2 separate regions of the Homo sapiens genome follow, and region 1 is linked to region 2. A link is an interaction called in ENCODE POLR2A ChIA-PET data of the cell type or tissue named here. Cell type or tissue: K562. All regions are shown on one strand. Links, peaks and the distances in the headings refer to the core of each region. The heading gives the core; the rest is flanking DNA.

Region 1 (16,282 bases), core at 11,922-14,421, 1.1 Mb after region 2:
ATACAAAAATTAGCCGGGCGTGGTGGCGCACGCCTGTAATCCCAGCTACTCAGGAAGCTGAGGAAGGAGAATCACTTGAACCCAAGTGGTGGAGGTTACGGTGAGCTGAGATCGCGCCACTGCACTCCAGCCTGCACCACGGGAGCCAGACTCCATCTCAAAAGAAAAAAGAATACAAAAATTAGCTGGGTGTTGTGGGGGGACTATTGTGGTCCCAACTACTCGGGAGGCTGAGGCATGAGAATCACTTGAACCTAGGAGGTGGAGGTTGCAGTGAGCCGAGACTGTGCCACTGCATTCCAGCCTGTGTGACAGAACGAGCGTCTGTTTCAAAAAAAAAAAAAAAAATAGGCCAGGTGTGGTGGCTCACGCCTGTAATCCCAGCACTTTGGGAGGCCAAGGCAGGTGGATCTCTTGAGCCCACGTGTTCCAGACCAGCCTGGGCAACAGGAAAACCTGTTGAAAACAGGAAGACCAGCCTGGGAAAACCCTGTCGCTACAAAAATTACAAAAATTAGCCAGGTATGGTGGTGTACACCTGTAGTTTCAGCTACCTGGGAGGCTGAAGTGGGAGGATAACCTGAGCCCGGAAAGGTCAAAGCTACAGTGAGCTGTGATCACACCGCTGCACTCCAGCCTGGGTGACAGAGGGAGACCCTGTCTCAGAAAAATAAATAAATAAAATAAAATGACCAATCTGCTTTAAAAAAAATCGTTATTTTATTTTTATTTATTTATTTATTTTGAGACGGAGTCTCGCTCTGTCGCCAGGCTGGAGTGCAGTGCAACCTCCAACTCTCTGCAACCTCCGACTCCCTGGTTCAAGCTATTCTCATGCCTCAGCCTCCCAAGTAGCTGGGATTACAGGCACACGCCACCATGCCCAGCTAATTTTTGTATTTTTAGTAGAGACGGGGTTTCACCATGTTGGCCAGGCTGGTCTCAATCTACTGACCTCGTGATGCGCCCGCCTTGGCCTCCCAAAGTGCTGGGATTACAGGCGTGAGCCACGGCACCCTGCCAGATAGGAAATATTTTAGGCTTTGCAGACCACAAAGACACTGCTACAGTCTTAGATAATATGCAAATGAGTGGGTGGGGCTGTTCCAAAACCTTTATGGACATTGAAATGTGAACTCTATGTCATTTTCTTTTTCTTTTTTTTTCTGAAACAGACTCTACTCTGTTGCCCAGGCTGGAGTGCAGTGGTGCAATCTTGGCTCACTGCAACCTCCACCTCCCGGATTCAAGCGATTCTTGTATCTCAGCCTCCTGAGTAGCTGGGATTATAGGTGCACACCACCATGCCCGGCTAATTTTTTGTATTTTTAATAGAGACGGGTTTCACCATGTTGGCCAAGCTGGTCTTGAATTCCTGGCTTCAAGTGATCCTACCACCTTGGCCTCCCAAAGTTCTGGGATTACAAGTGTGAGCCACCATGCCAGGCCTCCATGTCATTTTAATGTGTCACAAAATATGATTCTTCTTTTGATTTTTTACCCCAGTCATTTAAAAATTAGCTTGCTGACTGTACAGAAACTGCCATGCCCCAGATTTGGCCTATGGGCTATAGTTTGCTGAGTCCTATTCTAGGGCTACAACCCAGAGAAATTTTGTTTTTTTTTTTTCTGAGACAGCATCTTGCTCTGTCGCCCAGGCTGAAATACAGTGACACTGTCAAAGCTCACTGAAGCCTTAACTTTCTGGGTTTAAGTAAAGCTCCTACCTCAGCCTCCAAGGTAGCTGGGACTGCAGGCTCACAATGCTACACCTGGCTAATTTTTGTTTTGTTTTGTTTTGTTTCTTTAAAACAGAGTCTTGCTCTGTCACTCAGGCTGGAGTGCAGTGGCACAATCTCAGCTCACTGCAACCTCCACCTCCCCAGTTCAAGCGATTCTCCTGCCTCAGCCTCCCAAGTAGCTGGGATTACAGGTGTGTGCCACCATGCCCAGCTAATTTTTGTATTTTCAGTAGAGTTGGGGTTTCACCATGTTGGCCAGGCTGGTCTCGAACTGCTGGCCTCAGGTGATCCACCTGTCTCAGCCTCCCAATGTGCTAGAATTATAAGCATGAGCCACCACGCCCAGCCAATTTTTGTATTTTTAGTAGAGATTAGGTTTTGCTATGTTGCCCAGGCTGGCCTCCAACTCCTGAGGCCAAGCAGTCATCCCACCTTGGCCTCCCAAAGTGCTGGGATTACAAGTGTGAGCCACCATGCCTAGCCAACAAATTCTTTTTTTTTTGAGTCGGAGTCTCGCTCTGTCAGGCTCCCACCACCATGCCTGGCTAATTTTTTGCATTTTTAGTAGAGACAGGGTTTCATCACCTTGGCCAGGCTGATCTCGAACTCCTGACCTCAGGTGATCCGCCCTCCTCAGCCTCCCAGAGTGCTGGGATTACAGGGTTGAGCCACCATGCCCAGCCAACACATTCTTAAAATACAACAAGCAAAGCCAGTGATCTTGGGCAGAATGAGGGTTAGAGAGAGATAATCATGCATCCTTGCTTTCCAGAGACAGATAGTTGACCCCAAGTTGTCCCAGTAATTAATAGCCTCTCTGTCACTCTCAAAAATCCCAGATTGAATTTGCTCCCCGGCCCCAGTTAAACCATCATTCTATTTATATAAATTAAACACATACGTTCCCTAGAGTATCCCCAACCTCTAGAGCACTGGTCAGTAATTTTCTTTTTTCTGTAAAGGGCCAGACAGTCAGTATTTTCAGCTTTGTGCCATACAATCTCTGCTGTAACTACTCAATTCTGCCAATGTGGCGTGAAAGCAACCAGAGATGTACATAAAAAATGAGCGTGGGCCCAGTGCGGTGGCTCACATCTGTAATCCTAGCACTTTGGGAGGCCAAGGCAGGTGGATCATCTGAGGTCAGGAGTTTGAGACCAGCCTGGCCAACATGGAGAAACCCCGTCTCTACTAAAAATACAAAAATTAGCCAGGCGTGGTGGCGCACACCTGTAATCCCAGCTACTCAGGAGGCTGAGGAAGGAGAATCGCTTGAACCCAGCAGGCGGAGGTTGCAGTGAGCTGAGATCACACCACTGCACTCCAGCCTGGGCAACAGAGCAAGACTCCATCTCAAAAAAAAACAAACAAAAAAATGAGTGTGGCTGTGCACCAGTAAAACTTAGACATGGATACTGATACTTGAATTTCATATAATTTTCAGGTGTCACAAAACTGTATTCTTTTGATTTTTTTTTCAGCCATTTAAAGATGTAAAAACTGGCCGGGTGCATTGGCTCTCGCTTGTAATCCCAACACCTTGGAAGGCCGAGGCAGGCGGATCACTTGAGGTCAGGAGTTCAAGACCAGCCTGGCAAACATGGTGAAACTCCGTCTCTACTAAAAATACAAAAAAAAAATTAGCTGGGCGTGGTGGCAGGCACCTGTAGTCCCAGCTACTGGGGAGGCTGAGGCAGGAGAATCACTTGAACCCAGGAGGCGAAGGTTGCAGTAAGCTGAGATGGCACCATTGCACTCCAGCCTGGGCAACAGGGCAAGACTCCATCTCGAAAAAGAAATATATATATATATATATATATATATATATATATATATATATACCATTTTTGGCTTGCAGGTTGTATAAAAGCTGGCAATCGGCTGTGGTTTGTTGCTCCCTGATCTAGGGTAACACCTGGCAGGCACCATGGTAGGTGCTGAATAAATGTCTGGTTATTGCTAAGTACACCCACAGAACAACTGTGCATGCTTTATACAGACACATGCAGATTCAAAGACAGATGAACACCCTAGTGAGGGCCTAGGAGGGGGAGGGGAGAGGGACTAGGGGTTGGGAGTAACTGGAGAAAATAATGAAATAGGTCAGGCGCAGTGGCACATGCCTAGAATCCCAGCACTTTGGGAGGCCAAGGCAGGAGGATTGCTTGAGCCCAGGAGTTAGAGACCAGCCTGAGCAACATGGTGAAACTCTGTCTCTACAAAAAATACAAAAATTAGCCAGGCATGGTGGTGCGTGCCTGCGATCCCAGCTACTTGGGAGGCTGAGGTGGGAGAATCACCTGAACCCAGGAGGTGGAGTTTGCAGTGAGCCGAGATAGCGCCACTGCACTCCAACTTGGGTGACAGAGAAACTCTGTCTCAAAAACAAAAAGAAAATAATGAAATAAAATAAGCCAGGCTTTGCCCAGGCTGAGGAGGGTGGTGGGCCATGAACTGATGAGGGCAATAAACTCCACTCTGCTCCTAAGGCCCAGAAAGGAAAATGAAAGTGAGATCTCCAGGGACAGAAAACCTAAATTTTAAATTCTTTTTTCATTTTTTTTAAGGCAGGGTCTCGAACTGTCATCCAGGCTGGAGGTGGCACCATCATGGCTCACTGCAGCCTTGACCTCCTGGGCTCAAGCAATCCTCCTGCTTCAGCCTCCTGAGTTGCTTGGATCACAGGCAGATGCCACGACGCCCAGCTAATTTTTAAATTTTTTGTAGAGATGGAGGTCTTACTATGTTGCCCAGACTGGTCTAGAACTCCTGGGCTCAAGCGATCCTCCTGCCTTGGCCTCCCAAAGTACTGGTATTACAGGCGTGAGGCATCACACCCAGCCTAGATTTGAAATTCGGACACTGCTGTCACTATCTGGTGATCTTGGGTAAGTTGAACCTCTAGAAGGTTCTTTGTAAAATAGGACTAAATATGGTACCTACTTCATAGGCCCGTTAGGGATTAAAGGAATCTATACAGATAATGTGTTCAGAACAGTGTCTGGCATTTAGTAACTGGTGTTACAATGTTGTGGTTGTTTTCTATAAAGAACAGAGAGCAAATTGTCCCCCAGGTTCCAAATAAGGAGATGGATTAGAGGTGATTAGGAGCGTGGGCTCTAGAACCAAGGACCTCAGCTTTGCCACAGACTGGCTATGTGACTCTGGCCAAGTTACTTGGCCTTTCTGTGCCTCAGTTTCCTCAGAGAAGGTCAATAGTAGTAGTACTTGGTAAATAGAGTTGAGGTAAGAATTAAATTTGCCAACTCTGAGCCTGGTATATAAATGCTCAAATAAATTATTATGTTATCACTTTGGTCGCACAATTTCTGCCCAAGGGGAAATAATAAAAGGAGTCAAAACAACAATCTCCTGTGAAATATTCCAACAGGTCCAAGGAGTTGGGCTATGGATTTTGGACAAAGAGAAGAGAGCCTCTAATGTGAAAGGAAGACCCCAGTGTGCCAGGCACGGTGGCTCACGCCTGTAATCTCAACATTCTGGGAGGCTGATGCAGATGCATTACCTGAGGCCAGGAGTTTGAGACCTGCCTGGCCAACATGGTGAAACCCTGACTCTACTACAAACACAAAAATTAGCCAGGCGTGGTGGTGGGCAGCTGCAGTGCAGCTACTCAGGAGGCTGAGGCAGGAGAATCACTTGAACCCGGGAGGCAGAGGTTGCAGTGAGCCAAGATTGTGCCACTGCACTCCAGCCTGGGTGACAGAGCAAGACTACATCTCAAAAAAAAAAAAAAGAATGAATAAATAAATACAATAATAATAAAAATATTGAAGGTAAAATTGGGGAAATTTCACAGAAAGTAGAATTTTTAAAATTGTAACAACAAAAGAAAAAAGATTTTCAAAAATGATGCATCATTGTAGGAAAGTCAATAGCTAACAGGAATTTCAGAAAGAGAGAACCAAGGAATCATTGGGGAAAAAGCTGTCAAAGAAATAATACAACAAACTTTCCCAGAATTGAAGGACAAAAATCTCTATAACAAAAAGATCACCATATGCCCAGAACAATGAATGAAAAAAGATACTCAGGAAGACCAAGTCATCATCTTGAATTTCATTCTTTTTTTTTTTTTTTTTTGAGACAGAGTTTCACTCTTGTTGTTGCCCAGGCTGGAGTGCAATGGTGCAATCTCAGCTCACTGCAACCTCCACCTCCTGGGTTCATGCAATTCTCCTGCCTCAGCCTCCCAAGTAGCTGGGATTACAGGTATGTGCCACCACACCTGGCTAATTTTGTATTTTTAGTAAAGATGGGGTTTCACCATGTTGGTCAGGCTGGTCTCGAACTCCTGACCTCAGGTGATCCACCCACCTTAGCCTCCCAAAGTGCTGGTATTACAGGTGTGAGCCATCATGCCCAGCCCTTTTTTTTTTCTTTTTAAGACTAGTCAAGTGCAGTAGTGAGAAAAGGGGAAAGAATTGAACTGATCAACTGAGATAACTGACTACCTTCAGATCAGCCCATCTTGAATTTCAGAAAATGGATGATACGGTAAGATCATGAAAGAGTCCAGAGAGAAAATGAAGATTACGTGAATGACCAAGAATGCAATGGATTTCTTAACAGCAATAAGAGAAGCTAGGCGCCAGCAGAAAAATATCTTCTAAGTGTTGAGTATGAATGACCTTCAACCTAAAATTCTGTACGCAACCGGACTACCAATGACATGTAAATGGAATAAGACCATTTTCAGACATGTAAGGAAGTCTCCAGGATGACAACTGATACAATTTCCAGCAAGCAATCCAGGAAAGGAGGCATGAAGACTCCAAGAAATAAAAAAATAAAAATTACAAACTATCTGGCTGGGCACAGTGGCTCTCACCTGTAATCTCAGCACCTTGGGAGGCCAAGGTGAGTGGATCACTTGAGGTTAGGAGTTCAAGACCAGCCTGACCAACAGGGTGAAACCCCGTCTCTACTAAAAAAATACAAAATTAGTCAGGTGTGGTGGTGCACACCTGTAATCCCAGCTACTTGGGAGGCTGAGGCAGGAGAATCACTTGAACCTGGGAAGCGGAGGTTGCAATGAGCCAAGATCACGCCACTGCACTCCAGCTTGGGCAACAGAGCAAGACTCTGTCCCCCCCCAAAAAAATCACAAACTAGCTGACAGATTTGACTATGAAGAAAACCTTATTCAAGACATTTACACAACTTTTGGAGGGCATAAAATGATTATTTAGATGTTCAAAGAGAACAAAGCAAATGAAAAAGCAAGGCAATTATTAACTCCAGGAAAAAGTAAAGTTGCACAAGAAAAGATAAAACTTGTCTCAGTCATGAACACAATTTATGTAGTCATAATAGTGAAAACATTGAATATGTATTTAACCAAAAATGGTGATATTAGGTATCAGTATATTAAGAGGATGGAGGAAATGATAATGAAGTGTGAGCTAAAAAACCCTCATTAGACATAATAGGAAATCAGTAGATACTTTCTAAATTGAATAAATGAAAATTTTGCAGGATAAGGCCAGGCATGGTGTCTCATGCCTGTAACCCCAACACTTTGGGAGGCCAAGGTTGAGCCCAGGAGTTTGAGACCAGCCTGAGAAACATGGCAAAACCCCATCTCTAGCAAAAATACAAAAATTAGCCAGGCATGGTAGCACATGTCTGTATTCCCAGCTACTGGGGAGGCTGAGGTGGGAGGATGGCTTGAGCCCGGGAGGCAGAGGTTGCAGTGAGCTGAGATCGAGACACTGCACTCTAGCCTGGGTGACAGAGCAAGACCCTGTCTCAAAAAAATTTTTTTTAATTGCAGGATAGATTTATTATTTTAAAAGATGTAGGTATATCCATAAGAAACAACTAAAAGAATGGTTACTTCTGATAAGGGATATGGAAGGGGCTGGGGAGAACAAGAGACTGCAGTTTTTTTGTTATTTGTATTTATGTACTAACTGGCTTTTTACAAAAAATGGTTTTAAAAACCCAAGATCTAGAACAAATAAGGGAGGCATACCTTAATTTTGGCAGCTAAGATGCTTAAATTAAAAGGAAAGTAAGCCAGGCGCAGTGGCTCACGCCTGCAATCCCAGCACTTTGGGAGGTCGAGGAGGTTGGATCATGAGGTCAGGAGATCGAGACCATCCTGGCTAACATGGTGAAACCCCGTCTCTACTAAAAATACAAAAAAATTAGCCAGGCGTGGTGGTGGGTGCCTGTAGTCCCAGCTACTCAGGAGGCTGAAGCAGGAGAATGGCGTGAACCTGGGAGGCGGAGCTTGCAGTGAACCGAGATTGTGCCACTGCACTCCAGCCTGGGCGACAGAGTGAGACTCCGTCTCAAAAAAAAAAAAAAAAAGAAAGTAAATCGTGATAAAATAAAAATATCTTACCTTAGTATTAGTTTACCTTTCAAAAGTACTTGTGGGCCGGGTGCTGTGGCTCATGCTTATAATCCCAGCACTTTGGGAGGCTGAGGTGGTCAGATCGCTTGAGCTCATGAGTTCAGCACCAGGCTGGGAAACATGGTGAAACCCCATCTCTACTGAAAATACAAAAAAAAAAAGAGCTGGGTGTGGTGGTGTGTGCCTGCAGTTCCAGCTACTAGGGAGGCTGAAGTAAGAGGATGGCTTGAGTCCATGAGGCAGAGGTGATAGTGAGCCAAGATTGGGCCACTGCACTCCAGCCTGACCAACAGAGCCAGACCTTGTCTCAAAGAACAAACAAGGCCGGCGCAGTGGCTCATGCCTGTAATCCCAGCACTTTGGGAGGCTGAGGTGGGTGGGTCACCTGAGGTCAGGAGTTCGAAACCAGCCTGACCAACATGGTGAAACCCCGTCTCTACTAAAAATACAAAAATTAGCTGGGTGTGGTGGCACATGCCTATAATCCCAGCTACTTGGGAAGCTGAGGCAGGATAATTGCTTGAACCTGGGAGGCCGAGGTTGCAGTGAGCTGAGATCACGCCATTGCACTCCAGCCTAGGCGACAAGAGCGAAACTCCGTCTCAAAAAAATAAACAAACAAACAAAAAAATGCTTCTGACAACAACCTAATGCCCTGATTCTGATTTCTAAATCGTTTTTCCCACTATAAGAAACCAGAGATTGGCAGGGCACGATGGCTCACGCCTGTAATCCCAGCACTTTGGGAGGCCGAGGTGGGCAGATCATGTGATCAGGAATTTGAGACCAGCCTGGCCAACATGGTGAAACCCTGTCTCTACTAAAAATACAAAAATTAGCCGGGTGTGGTGTCATGTACCTGTAATCCCAGCTACTCAGGAGGCTGAGGCAGGAGAATCACTTGAACCTGGGAGGTGGAGGTTGCAGTGAGCTGAGATCACACCATTGCACTCCAGCCTGGGTGACAGAGCGAGACTTCGTTTCAAACAAAACAAAACAAAACAAAACAAAACAAAACAAAACAAAACAAAAAACCATAGATCCTTTGAGGAATGGCTGATTCCAGGGATACAGCAGGGAAAATATAAGACAAGCCCGGTACATCTTGGTGGTCCAGAAGGCAAGAATGTGCTCAAAGGCTAATAGAGACACATCCAATGGACTTAGAGTCAGTTTAAAGGGTTTCCACAGAGCCTGAGTAAAATAATGTGATCATTAGAAACATTAATGACTATAACCTATTTTGAAACACTAAATAAATAAAAATGCAAGAGTTCATAGTGATTATTATTATTATTATTAGTTTTGAGACAGGGTCTCACTCTGTCTCCTAGGCTGGAGTGCAGTGGCATGATCTTGGCTCACTGCAACCTTCGCCTCCCGGCTCAACTGATTCTCCCACCTCAGCCTCCCAAGTAGCTGGGACTACAGGTGTGCACCACCACATCTGGCTAGTTTTTAAATTTTCTGTAGAGATGGGGTCTCCCTATGTTGTACAGGCTGGTCTTGAACTCCTGGGCTCTAGCAATCTACCTGCCTCAGCTTCCAAAGTGCTAGGATTATAGGCCTAAGCCACTGCACCCAGCCGTGACTATTTTTAAACAAGAAAAAAATACAATTAATTTGTCACTATTGGAGGTGATTATTGTGTCAGTCTATCCTGAAAATTGATAAAGGATTAAGCAGTTAGGAGGAACTGTGGTTCATCTCCAGGTGATGAAGGAAAATTCTTTACAAAAGAATATAGACGTACCGGAGAAGAGTTGACTCATGCCAGTAATCCCAGCACATTGGGAGGCCGAGACGGGAGGATCGCTTAGGGCCAAGAACATGAGACCAATCTGGGCAACGTAGGAAGACCCCATCTCTACAAAAAATTTTAAAAATAAAAAAAATTAGCCAGACATGGTGGTGCACTTGTAGCCCCAGCTACTCTGGAAGATGAGGCAGGAGGATCGCTTCAGCCCAGGAGGCCAAGGCTGTGGTAAGCCATGATTGCACCACTGCACTCCAAGGTGAGCGACAGAGTGAGACCCTATCCCTAAAAAAATAAAAATAAAAACAGACTGGGCGTGATGGCTCACCCCTGTAATCCCAGCACTTTGAGAGGCCAAGGCGGGTAGATCACGAGGTCAGGAGTTTGAGACCAGCCTGGCCAAGATGGTGAAACCCCATCTCTACTAAAAATACAAAAATTAGCTGGGTGCAGTGGCAGGTGCCTGTAGTCCCAGCTACTTGGGAGGCTGAGGCAGGAGAATCACTTGAACCTGGGAGGCAGAGGTTGCAGTGAGCCAAGATCGTGCCACTGCACTCTAGCCTGGGCAACAGAGCAAGACCCCGTCTCAAAAATAAATAAGTAAATAAATAAAATAAAAAATAAAAGCAAATAAAACTTTCCATTTTGTAACCCCCAATAAAATAACAGAGTAAGGCAAGGATCATCAGTGGATGCTAAACCATTAGGTGAAAGGATGTAGTGAAATGGGATGTTTGCCCTGTGCCAATGTATCATCTAGAGATTACTGGAATTTTGCAAAGGGGGGAAATACATCTTTTCCGTGGAGAGATCTAGTGGTCACAGTCTTTTTTTTTTTTTTTTTTTTGAGACGGAGTCTCGTTCTGTCGCCCAGGCTGGAGTGCAGTGACGTGATCTCGGCTCACTGCAAGCTCCACCTCCCGGGTTCACGCCATTCTCCTGCCTCAGCCTCCCGAGTAGCTGGGATTACAGGCGCCCACCACCACACCTGGCTAATTTTTTGTATTTTTAGTAGAGACAGGGTTTCACCGTGTTAACCAGGATGGTCTCGATCTCCTGACCTCATGATCCACCCACCTCGGCCTCCCAAAGTGCTGGGATTACAGGCGTGAGCCACCGCACCCGGCCAGTGGTCACAGTCTTAATTGAGAGATCAAATTTAGCATCACTAAAAGTGAAACAGCCAGACATTATGTGGCTCTTGATAAGGAGCATTGGGATATTCAAGGCTTTGCCCAAGAAGTGTTGTGGCCATTGTGTTTAACCTGGATGTGATCGTGTCTTTAGATCTAACTTCCAGTATGCAGGAAAAATAGGGAATAGAGGAGTGTGCTGAGTAATACAACAGGGAAGCAACCAGATGAATTCAGAAGGTGCGACATTCTACAAACTACCTGACCAGAGCTCTTCCAAAAGTCAGTATCTTGTATAGGGAGATTATTCTAGATTTTAAAAAGATTAATGGACATACTAAGCAAATGTAATGCATGAAGCTTAATTGGATCCTATTTTAAGAAAATACAGGCTGGGCGCAGGGACTCACACCTGTAATCCCAGCACTTTTGGAGGCCGAGGCGGGCAGATCACTTGACCCCAGGAGTTTGAGACCAGCCTGGGCAACATGGTGAAACCTCATCTCTATAAAAAATACAAAAAAAATATCCTGGTGTGGTGGGATGCACCTGTAGCCCCAGCTATCCAGGAGACTGAGGTGGGAGGATCATCTGAGTCCCGGAGGTCGAGGCTGCAGTGAGCCAGGATTGTGTCACTGCACTCCAGCCTTGGTGACAGAGTGAGACCTGTTTCAAAAAAAAAAAAAAAAAGAAAAGGAAAGAAAGAAAGAAAAGAAAAAGAAAACAGCTATAAAAGACATTTGAGGGGAACAATTGTAGAAATTTGAATGTGGACCAGGTATTAGATGATAGCAGGAAATAATTATTCATTTTCTCTTATGATTATCATTGTGGTTATGAAGGACAATATTCTTGTTCTTAGGAGAAGCAGGATGAAGAATTTAGGAGTGAAATGCTGTGATGTCTGCAATTTACTTTCTTTTTGGTGGGTAATTGGGGGAGATGGGGTCTCACTCTGTTGCCCAGGCTGGAGTGCAATAGTGCAGTCTTGGCTCACTACAACCTCTACCTCTTGGCACCACAGCCTCCTGAGTAGCTGGAACTACAGGTGCATGCCACCACACCTGGCTAATTTTTGTAGAGACAGGTCTCGTTATGTTGTCCAGGCTGGTCTCCAACTGCAATCCGCCCACCTCGGCCTCTCAAAGTGCTGGGATTACAGGCATGAGCCACAGCGCCCTGCAAATGTACTTTCTTTTCTTTCTTTTTTTTTTTTTTGAAACGGAGTCTCACTCTGTCACCCAGACTGGAGTGCAATGGCACGATCTCGGCCCACTGCAACCTCTAACTTGCGGGTTCAAGTGATTCTCCTGCCTCAGCTCCCGAGTAGCTGGGATTACAGTCGCCTACCACTGCACGTGCCCAGCTAATTTTTGTATTTTTAGTAGAGACGGGGTTTCACTGTGTTAGCCAGGATGGTCTCGATCTCCTGACCCTGTGATCTGCCTGCCTCGGCCTCTCAAAGTGCTGGGATTACAGGTGTGAGCCACTGCGCCCGGCCAAACACTTATAATCTGAATCAAATCATGAGGAAACATCAGGCAACCCCAAATTGAGGGACATTCCAAAAACAAAGCAAGCCTGAACTCTTCAAAAGTGCCAATGGCATGAAAGACAAAGAAAGGCTGAGAAAGTGTTCTAGATTGAAGGAGTTGAAAGAGCCACAATGATGGAATACAATGTTCCTGGATTGGATCCTAGATCAGAGAGAAAAATTACTCAAAGGCACTTTGGGAGGCCGAGGCGGGCTGATCACAAGGTCAGGAGATGAAGACCATCCTGGCTAACACGATGAAACCCTGTCTCTACTAAAAATAAAACAAAAAAATTAGCCGGGCGTGGTGGCAGGCGCCTGTAGTCCCAGCTACTCAGGAGGCTGAGGCAGGAGATTGGCGTGAACCCGAGAGGCGGAGCTTGCAGTGAGCCAAGATCGCGCCACTGCCCTCCAGCCTGGGCGACAGAGCGAGACTCCATCTCAAAAAAAAAAAGAAAAATTATTCAAAGGACATGTTTTGTTTTTGTTTCTTTCTTTTTTTTTTTTTTCTTGAGACAGGGTCTCACTCTTGTCACCCAGGCTGGAGTGCAGTGATGTGATCACTGCTCACTGCAGCCTCGACCTCCCCAGGCTCAGGTGATTCTCCCACCTCAACCACCCAAGGAGCTGGGACTACAGGTGTGAACCACCATGCCCGGCTTATTTTTTTTTTTTTTTTTTTGTAGAGATGGGGTTTCACCATGTTGCCCAGGCTAGGCCTCTAACTCCTGGGCTCAAGGGATCTGCCCACCCACCTCAGCCTTCTAAAGTGCTGGGATTACAGGTGTGAGCCACCACAGCAACCTGTTTTTGTTTCTTTTTCTGCGGGGGCGGGAAGGGCCAAATTTTAAAATGGTTGTATATTAGAAAAGAGTGTTACATTAATGTTAAAATCCCGAATTTGATAACAGTATTGTGATTGTGTAAGAGAATGTCTTTGTCCTTAGGAAAGACAAACTTTTTAGAGGCAAAGGGGCACGCAGTCTGTCATTAATCTCAATGGATAAGTAAGAACATATATGTTATTAATTAATTTTTTTTTTGAGATGGAGTCTCGTTTTGTTGCCCCGGCTGGAGTGCAGTGGCGTCATCTCAGCTCATTGCAACCTTTGCCTCCTGGGTTCAAGTGATTCTCCCACTTCAGCCTCCCAAGTAGCTGGGAATACAGGCATGAGCCACCATGCCCAGATAATTTTTGTATTTTTAGTAGAGATGGGGTTTCACCATGTTGGCCAGGCTGATCTTGAACTCCTAGACCTGAGGTGATTTGCCCACCTTGGTCTCCCAAAGTGCGGGATTACAGGCGTGAGCCACTGCGCCCAGCCATGTTATTAATTTACATGTCTAGAGAGAGTGAGTGATAGACCAAATGTGACATAATGTAATCAGTTGATGAATCTGGATGAAGGGAACACAGCAGTGCTTTGCACTATTCTTGGAACTCTATCATAAATTTTAAATTATTTCAATGTAAAAAATTTGTTTTTAAAATCTAAATTAGACCTAGACTATTTGGGAAGGCAGCTTCTAATTTTGGCAGGAGCTAAAAACATGGAGATGAAGAGGAAATTAATCTTGATACAATAAAGATTTTTATTACTTTATTACTTTATTACTTGCTTTGTCGCCCAGGCTGGAGTGCAACAGCTTGGCTCACTGCAACCTCTGCCACCTGGGCTCAAGTGATCCTCCCACCACAGCCTCTCCAGTACCTGTAACCACAGGTGTACATCTCCAGGTCCGGCTAAATTTTGCATTTTTTGTAGAGATGGGGTTTCACCATGTTGCCCAGGCTGGTCTCGAACTCCTGGGCTCAAGTGATCTGTCTGCCTCGGCTTCCCAAAGTGCTGGGATTACAGGTGTGAGCTACTGTGCCTAGCCTAAAGCTACTTTTTTTTTTTTGAGATGGAGTTTCGCTCTTGTTGCCCAGGCTGGGGTACAATGTCTCAGTCTTGGTTCACTGCAACCTCCGCCTCCTGGTTTCAAGTGATTCTCCTGCTTCAGCCTCCCAAGTAGCTGAGATTAGAGGCATGCGCCACCACGCCCGGCTAATTTTGTATTTTTAGTAGAGACAGGGTTTCTCCATGTTGGTCAGGCTGAACCCGACCTCACATGATCCGCCCGCCTCGGCCTCCCAAAGTGCTGGGATTACAGGTGTGAGCCACCACTCCCGGCCCTAAAGTTACTTTTATTTAAATATCTTTATTGGCTGGGTGGTGGTATGTGCCTGTAATTCTAGCATGTGGGAATGCCAAGGTGAAAGGATCACTTGAGGCAAGGAATTCATAACCAGCCTAGGCAACATAATGAGACCCTGTCTTTACAAAAAAGTTTTTTTAATTAGCCAGATGTGGTGGTGCACACCTACATAAATAAATAAATAAATAAATAAATAAATAAATAAATAGGGCCGGGCACAGTGGCTCACGCCTGTAATCCCAGCACTTTGGGAGGCGGAGGCGGGCAGATCACGAGCTCAGGAGACTGAGACACGGTGAAACCCCGTCTCTACTAAAAATACAAAAAATTAGCCGGGCGTGGTGGCGGGCACCTGTAGTCCCAGCTACTTGGGAGGCTGAGGCAGGAGAATGGCGTGAACCCGGGAGGTGGAGCTTGCAGTGAGCCGAGATTGGGCCACTGCACTCCAGCCTGGGTGACAGAGCAAGACTCCGTCTCAAAAAATAAATAAATAAATAAATAAATCTATGTATCATTATTGCCCTAGTATTTCTTTCAGTTTTGTCTTTTTTTTTTTTTTCTTTTGAGACAGAGTTTCACTCTTGTTGCCCAGGCTGGAGTGCAATGGTGTGATCTTGGCTCACTGCAACCTCTGCCTCCCGGGTTCAAGCGATTCTCCTGTCTCAGCCTCTGGAGTAGCTGCGATTGCAGGTGCCTGCCACAATGCCCTGCTAATTTTTTGTATTTTTAGTAGAGACGGGGTTTCACAATGTTGGCCTTGAACTCCTGACCTCTGGTGATCCACCCACCTCGGCCTCCCAAAGTGCTGGGATTACAGGCGTGAGCCACCGCGCCCAGGCTTCTTTCAGTTTTCAGGAATGTTGTGGAGCTGTGTCCTGTTTGCCTCATGGAGCTGATGAGCTGGGAGAATTCAAGGGGGTTGATGGAAGGGGAGAAGGTAAGTCCCCAAGTGACCCAGTTGAAAACCAGGGCCTGGGCCAGGCACAGTGGCTCATGCCTGTAATCCCAGTACTTTGGGAGGCTGAGGCGGGAGGATTGCTTGAGGTCAGGAGTTGGAGACTAGCCTGGCCAACATGGTGAAACCTCGTCTCTACGAAAAATACAAAAATTAGCCAGGTGGGGTGGTACACGCCTGCAGTCCTAGCTACTTGGGAGGCTGAGGCAGGAAAATAGCTTGAACCCGGGAGGCAGAGGTTGCAGTGAGCTAAGATTGTGCCACTGCACTCCAGCCTGGGCGACAGAGCAAGACTCTGTCTTGAAAAAAAAAAATGTTGTGTTTCAAACAACTTTTGACAATCAGTGCTGTAAAGCTGAATCCCAGAGACAACTGAGATAGGAGCAGGAAGATCTGTGGTCCAGTCTCCCTCTGGCCTTATAATTATCTTCCTGAGTTACTTACCTTCTTTGAGACAGTGTTTGCTTGTCCTCCCAACTAGCCTGAAAACTTCTTAGGAGAAGGGCCAGCCTTTGGGGTCATGTTCCTGTGTGACCTGTCTCTAGGAACTTCTGCATACCCAGCTCTGCCCACTTGGA
Region 2 (2,500 bases), core at 1-2,500:
ATCATCCCAGCACTCTGGGAGGTTGAGGCGGGTGGATCACCTAAGGTCAGGAGTTCGAGACCAGCCTGACCAACATGGAGAAACCCCATCTCTACTAAAAACACAAAATTAGCCAGGTGTGGTGGCGCATGCCTTAATCCCAGCTACTCGGGAGGCTGAGGCAGGAGAATCGCTTGAACCTGGGAGGCAGAAGTTGTGGTGAGCCGAGATCACGCCATTGCACTCCAGCCTGGGCAACAGAGTGAAACTCCATCTCAAAAAACAACGACAACAACAACAACACAACAACAAACGCAGCAATTCCATTCCTAGGTGTACACCCAAAAAAATTGAAAACAGGTATTCAAACAAATATTTGTACACAAATGTTCACTGAAGCATTATTCACAATAGCCAAAAGAAGGAAACAACCCAAATCATCAACAGATACCGGATAAACAAAATATGATATCCATACAATGGAATATTATTTAGCCATAAAAAGGAATAAAGTACTGATACATGCTATAATGTTGGTTAAACTTGAAAATATGATGATGTCCCGGTGTGGTAGCTCACACCTATAATCCCAGCACTTTGGGAGGCCGAGGCAGTTGGATCACCTGAGGTCAGCTCAGGACCAGCTGGGCCAACATGGTGAAACCCTGTCTCTATACTAAAGGTACAAAAATTAGCTGGGCGTGGTGGTACACACTAGTAATCCCAGCTACTTGGGAAGCTGAGGCAGGAGAATCTCTTGAACCTGGGAGGCGGAGGTTGAGATTGCGCCATTGCACTCCAGCCTGGGCAATAAGAGTAAAACTCTGTCTCAAAAAAAAAAAAAAAAAGAAAAGAAAATATTATGCTAAGTGAAAGAAGCCAGATACATAAAAAGGTCACATATCATATGATTCCATTTATATGAAATATCCAGAATAGGTAAATCCACAGAGACAGGGTGCAGATTAGTGGCTATTGTTAGCAGTCGGAGGAGAAGGGAATGGGGACTAACTGCTTAATAGGTATAGGGCCTCCTTTGGGGGTGATAAGAATGTTCTGCAACTAGAGAGTAGTGATGGTTGCACACCACTGTAAATGTTCTGCCAACGAATGGTACACTTTAAAATGGTGAATTTTATGATATATGAATTTCACCTCTTTTAAGTTCCAAATAAGGCATCAGTGTAGCGGAGGTCCTCTAATCTGTCTGGTTGGCAAAGCACCTAGTAGTTTACAGTACAGAAGAAGCTTTAAAAATGCTTTTAATTTGTATAAAGTGCAAAGAAAAAGAATATTGAGAAGCACATGAAAGAATATAAAATGGCTAGAGCCTAAAAAATAAGCTAATATACACGCATAGGGACACATCTGCATATTTGAGCATACAGAGACATGTAAATACTCAGGAGAGAAATTTGCTTTTCCTCATAACTTATTTTGTGTTTCTCCAAAACCTGAAGAGTAGATAACAGCTGACAGTTACCCCCCTCTGAGTGTGACAAGAGGTCACGCACAGGGAGGGCCTCTAGCTGCCATTTCCTGTTGCTTCCCTGGTCAAACAACGCAGGCGGCTAAGTCACTTTAGGAAACGCTCAACAGGGCTCCCATTGTTCCAACCTCAAAATTCCGAGATACAACGGGCCCCATTAATACAGACAGCTTACAGGCTGGGGGATGGTCCCTTAGTGTGCAGTCCACTTTTTATTGGGACACTGAATTTTCAAAAACACTGACTTGCACAAATAGTGTTAATTATTTTTTTTAAATGGTACAGAAATAAAATTCAAAAGATACTAAACTGGGAGTCAGGACACCTGAGTCTTACCCTCAGCTCTCTGATGCGACTTTAAGCAAAGTCGCTTGCTCTTTCTGGACCTCAGTTTCCTTGTTTGTAAAAACAGAAATGATTTCTAAGATCACTCAGAATTGTAAAATTCTATGAACACTTATGAAGTCTATTGAGCTTGCGTCACTGTTCACTCCAATGAGTGGGGATAAGTTGTAAGCAGAAAAATATCATTACTTCACATCTTTTCGTTCACTATCAACACTTAAAAACAAACAGCCTTAATAAAAATCAAGTCCACTTTGTTTTCTCTCTTAAACAGACAAATCATAACGAACAGAGTCCAGTGAGTCCCTCTGTCGCAACAAGTTCAGGATCACTCAAGCAGGTAACCGCACACAACGCACAATGATGAAGAGCATAAACACAAGCCATAAGTATATTTTTATGTCGCTTTTTCTTAGGTTATTGATGCATTTCCAGAATCTCTTCATTTCTTTGCAATAACTGAAAACCCCAGAAGAAAGACACCATTTACATTAAGAATGTGATCAATGTTACAAGCTTCTGCACCATGTCATTTTTTTGTTTTTTCAACCTCAAAACTTGCCAGAGCAAGAATTTTGTCTCCAGAGCCTAAGAAAAAAGACACATAATAAACAAAAAGATTATTTCAAGTGCAGTTGCAATTCCTGGTAAAGTGGGAAAAAATCTATCATATAGATATTAAAACAG

The links. ChIA-PET counts read pairs that join two places held together with the same protein. Peaks named below come from ENCODE experiments on the same cell type or tissue, not always from the same donor. Only the 100,000 strongest peaks of a DNase experiment are listed, where the experiment ranks them.
Region 1: POLR2A ChIA-PET joins it to region 2 with 5 read pairs; 2 of 35 experiments call an interaction of 5 or more read pairs at or near these places.

Annotation. Positions count from the first base shown.
Region 1 is chr1:10,993,716-11,009,997 of GRCh38, forward strand. No RefSeq gene overlaps it. Among named protein-coding and RNA genes, the nearest start is that of TARDBP, 11 kb to the right of the region's middle. In K562, for the core only: no CTCF peak of the experiment used is centred there; no DNase peak of the experiment used is centred there.
Region 2 is chr1:9,928,057-9,930,556 of GRCh38, forward strand. LZIC (leucine zipper and CTNNBIP1 domain containing) reads right to left here. Exons shown (of 8, transcript NM_032368.5): 8 at 1-2,401. The coding sequence ends at 2,343. Among named protein-coding and RNA genes, the nearest start is that of LZIC, 14 kb to the right of the region's middle. RefSeq lists an enhancer at 1-267. In K562, for the core only: no CTCF peak of the experiment used is centred there; DNase peaks (open chromatin) are centred at 1,065 and 1,475; H3K4me3 peaks cover 279 bases.